Linked DNA regions of Homo sapiens: region 2 is linked to region 1. The links are chromatin loops, found by intact Hi-C in ENCODE. Cell type or tissue: MCF 10A. All regions are shown on one strand.

Region 1 (2,500 bases):
TGAGTTTTTCTCCTTAAAACAGGATACAAACTCAGCTGCCTACCAAGTCTTCTCAGCAGCTTCGTAAAGGAGGAAATTGTGTCAGGTGTAAGATGGTATGTGCCGGGAGCCTAGAGAGCAATCTGTGTGTACAGGGAATGAATGCCATTCCATACCAGTGGATGGTACCATGTATGAGTATGGCCTCACTGTTGTCTATTGATTTGGATCATTTCTAAAAGACGTCAGAATCTGGACTGAGAAATGTTCTACAGGCCAGACAGAAATCTAAAGGCTGAAATGTCACAAGTCATTTCAGTTTGCAAACCCCAATCTGCTCTGCATTCCCCTATTTTAGGAATTTTCAAATTAGTAGTCTAAAACTTCTTACATCAAATAGTATATTGTATTTTAATGATTTTTATTCTTAAAAAGTATGAATAATCATATTGAAACATGATTAGTGGTAAAAGATAGGAGGATAGTACACATCACTGTCTTGATCATGAGACCAGATGCCAGATCTAAAAATAAAAACAGTCTCAGGAGATGTCAGTTTTCATCTTCCTATTGAGTTACAATTTAGAACAGCATTTACAGATTATAACAGTATATACTCACATTCAGTCCCAATCGGCCTTGGTTTCCTGTCTTTGGGGAACTTTTAATGTTTTTCTTAAGTGTATATTCAGTTTTACCATCTTCGTTTTAAAGCAAATGAATTTTATTGCTGAGGAAGTTTTATTGAAGTATCGTATCACGTTTTATAATAATAATAAAGGCCCAAATATGCTGTATATAGAAATAAAAGCATTTGTACATTTTATGATTAACAGATATTTAAGCTATGGTTCCGGTCCCAAACGATTCCCCTTGGTAGATGTTCTTCAGTATGCATTGGAATTTGCCTCAAGTAAACCTGTTTGCACTTCTCCTGTTGACGATATTGACGCTAGTTCCCCACCTAGTGGTTCCATACCATCACAGACATTACCAAGGTAAAAAGTAATCCTGATGCAAGAGACAGTTGTTACCTTTATTACACAATAATGTAACTGCTGCCTTTAAAGACAGTTTCTATAAAATGTATGCTTTGATTTACTTCAGTGAACTCCTAAGAGTAGATTCACTTAGAAGACTGTATGTCCTCTGGGAGTTTTTTTATTATTTCAGTAGATTTTATGGTTATGGATTAAAATTTTAATCACATTTTTTTTCAGTTCAGAATTATACTTTAGCATGTTTTGGTATGTACATATATAAGATTCAGCATTTTATGATCCATAAAAATAGTACTATCAAATTAGAATTTGTTTCTGTAATGTAAGCTGATAAGCCAGGGAAAATAATATCACCATGCGTAAGATTTTCTTGTTTTTTAGAAATAAATATGATTAAGCTGTTTTAACTCTAAAGCTACAACTTCATCTTATAATAATTTAGTTCTTATGTATTAAAAATCTCATTTGGATGTTAGATCAATCCACATATTTCTTTAAGATTTTTTCTTTTGAATTACAAGCCAATTTAATACTGTGGGTTTGGCACGATCTTTGTCAAGAGTTTCAGCTTGAAAGGTTAATAAGAAATACTCTATGCTTTGATACAGCACAACAGAACAACAGGGAGCCCTATCTTCAGAACTGCCAAGCACATCACCTTCATCAGTTGCTGCCATTTCATCGAGATCAGTAATACACAAACCATTTACTCAGTCCCGGATACCTCCAGATTTGCCCATGCATCCGGCACCAAGGCACATAACGGAGGAAGAACTTTCTGTGCTGGAAAGTTGTTTACATCGCTGGAGGACAGAAATAGAAAATGACACCAGAGGTAAGAAGTGTCTCATAGCATGGTTACTGTCACCTCAGATGGATATGTGTAATGTTAATATTGAGAAGGGAAATCACGTCTGGATTTTATATTTAAATATTATAGTCATTTTTCTTTTCCAGAAAGGGTTTTAAGATAAACTAGTTTGGCTCCCCATTTTTATAATCTCAATATCAGGTTCACAGGGACCAAAAGATTTTCCCTGGATTGCTTAGCTGATTAATGACATAGCAGATGGCCTGATTTTCTAGTTTGCTGCTCTAAATTTATATCAAACTGGTATTCACAGTTACTCCATTGGAGAAATGTCATACAATATCAATGTTTGTACATATCAATTAGGTACTAAATCTAAGTTTGCACAGGGAGTTCCGGTGATTAAAAAATTTTCTTTGGGCTTAAGAATTAGAAATGTGAATTTTAATTTTTAATAGCTCTAACAGATTTATGAGTATCTATGATCCCATTACTAGTCTGTAACAGAGTTTTTACTGGCATGCAGCAAAATAAGAAAAATAAGGACAGTGCTCTGGGTGGGGTGTGTGCACTTGTGTGCGTGTGCGTGTGTGTGTGTGTGTGTGTGTGTGTGTGTGTGTGTGTGTCAAGTTGCCATCTGTCCTTTCTTGGAAGGAACTCTCTTTTATTCTTTTCTATTCTATTTTTTCTTTTTTTTCAGAATAAGTTA
Region 2 (2,500 bases), 51 kb before region 1:
CTTGTAACTCATTTTACACTAGTTGTTAGCAACAGCATACTCTGGATATATCGCAGAAGTACTTTATGTGTACTTCTTATGTTAGAATTAAACATAAATCAAGGTTTGAGGTTTAATAAAATTAGGTTTAATCTTTTCGCCAAGAACATAATTCTAAAAGAAACTGGCTTGGCTTCTGTTTAAAACAGTGAGTGTGTATATTTGTGACTAATACAATGAATTATGCAACTTGGTGCTGCTGCCTTGATTTGTGCTAAGATGCAGCAGTTTTATTCAATATCGTTTTGCATCATTGGTGCAAATGTGGCTACAGTACAAAAGGCAAATAATATCTGAGTAGTATTATTTTTTTATTTAAGGACTTTCCTCCCTTTTTTCAAAGGGGCCCTGGGGACCCCAAGGATCAATGGACCATATTTGAAGAACTGCTAGTAAGGCAGAAAGACCACTGGATTTAAGAGTTAGAAGACTTAAATTTTGAAGCCTGTGCACCATTCTCGCGTCTTATGATGTGCTTCATTTCTCAGAATTTCAGTGATTTCATTTATAAAATATATTTGGGGAAAAAACATCTTGTTTTTTGCTTTTTTGTTGCTTGAATTACAATTGATGAATTAGGAAAAGCTGTAAGTGTAAGTTGTTGCTATTTTTAAATTAGTTTCGGCTATAGCCCATTTGTTTTACTTGTCAGTCATGATACAGTAAACATTCTAGAAATTTTCAAATAAGGAATTTAATACAGGGGATTAGGTTCTTTAAAAAATCACTGGAAGGACTGGAGGAAAGCTCTAGCTCAGACTTCTGAAATGACTCCCACATCATTGCAGGACTGACCAGTCAGGGAAGCGACCAGTCAGGGAAGCGGCTACTTCTGTCACAATTAGGAAAGCGGCCTCTTGGACTACTGAGTTCAAGAACATACTTCTATAGCTGCAGCCCAGGAAACAGGAAGCCAGGATTAGGTACTGCCTCTGAGCTATGCCTGGAAATTGGAATGCAAAGTCTAGTTGCCGCTTATATTCCATCTCTTGACATTCTTAAAGCTGGAAATTGGAGCCTGGAATACTGTGGAACAACTTAAATCTTTTCAATCAAGCTAGAGAAAACAGCCAAAGGCAACAGGATAATGGTTGCCACCCCCCCCCCCCCCCGCCCCCGCTGCACTCTGCCTTCCATGTCTCGTGTTAGTGCATTCTAATGGATGAGGCCTAAGTTTCATCCAAAACCCTAACTGCCAGTGAATAAGGAAGATAGTTTTTCTGTTTTTTTTTATGTTTAGTTTCTATAATTGAAGAAAGTAAACTTAAGAGAACGAGTTAATGGAATCTGACCGCTAATTAATCACACACCTAAACCCTGTTTTTCTGCTTCTCTGTGATTTTCAAATTTTTTCCACTTTTCATTATCCTTTCTCTACTTAGACCTAAGTTCTAGCCATTTTAATAACCAAGATAGCTTTCATTTTTATGAGGCATTCCATACCTTTTTAATCCTCACTGCTTCATCAGTGTTTATGAATGTTCAGTTCTGGGTTACACTCATCTTCAGCTGTGGTCTGGGTGGACTTGGATTTTGTAACCAGACTTGTAAAACCTTTGGCCTGCTGTTGCCTGTAAAGTGATTCACCATTTCAATTACTATGCTATATAAATCTTTCACATTTTACTTGCCTGTATTTTTGGGGGGCCCTACTTAATACACTTTTGTGAGGTTTTATTATACTCTCTAAAGACATTAAAAAAAACACCACCACTTCCTTCCATGATCAGGTATTCTTTCTCATATTTTAAATCTTCTTACAAGCTACTATTTGGAGAACGTGTGGATAAAAATAGAAGTAGACTCTGGAAAATATCAATATACATTACTTTTTTTCATTAAATATATAATATGCTTTTCTAGTATTTATGTAAAACCTTATAGCCATATGGTAAAATAAAGCCACCTTATCCTCCCCATCCTCTATCCTGTTTGTTTTTTTTTTCCTCTTCTAAAATTGTATGATTACAAAGAAAATATTTTTAACATGTCTAAAATACACCAACCTGGGCAAGACGCAAAACCTTGTATCTACAAAAAATTAAAAAGAAAATTAGCCAAGTGGTGCATGCCTGTAGTCCTAGCTACTCTGGAGGTTGGGGCGGGAGGATCACTGGAGCTCAGGAGTTTGAGATTGCAGTGAGCTGTGATCATGCCACTGCCCTCTAGCCTGGGTGACACAGTGAGACACTGTCTCTAAAAAATAAAATTTAAAATAAGCAAATAACTAAAATGAAGGCAAAACGTGTCCAAAATACAAATAAGCATAATCCCAACCATGCAAAGATAATAACAGATAGTTTCTCTTTCTGATCATATTATTTTGTAACCTGTTACCACTTCCCTACTTAGCAATATACCATGGTTTCTATCACTGTTGAAATGATAATGGGAGTATTTATCATTGGCATCATCTGGGTTAGGGAAATTGACCAATATATATTGGGAAATTGGATTAAAA

What was found. Hi-C counts contacts between places; a loop is a spot of excess contacts. Peaks named below come from ENCODE experiments on the same cell type or tissue, not always from the same donor. Only the 100,000 strongest peaks of a DNase experiment are listed, where the experiment ranks them.
Region 2: a loop joins it to region 1, with 2.1 times the contacts of the local background. A loop is called at or near these places in 3 of 110 quality-filtered maps.

What each region holds. Positions count from the first base shown.
Region 1 is chr21:15,825,389-15,827,888 of GRCh38, forward strand. It overlaps USP25 (ubiquitin specific peptidase 25), which reads left to right. Exons shown (of 26, transcript NM_001283041.3): 13 at 816-977; 14 at 1,589-1,815. Among named protein-coding and RNA genes, the nearest start is that of USP25, 97 kb to the left of the region's middle. In MCF 10A, a CTCF peak has its summit at 953; a DNase peak (open chromatin) is centred at 943.
Region 2 is chr21:15,774,604-15,777,103 of GRCh38, forward strand. All of the region lies in intron 3 of USP25 (ubiquitin specific peptidase 25), which reads left to right. Among named protein-coding and RNA genes, the nearest start is that of USP25, 46 kb to the left of the region's middle. In MCF 10A, no CTCF peak of the experiment used is centred here; DNase peaks (open chromatin) are centred at 238 and 1,558.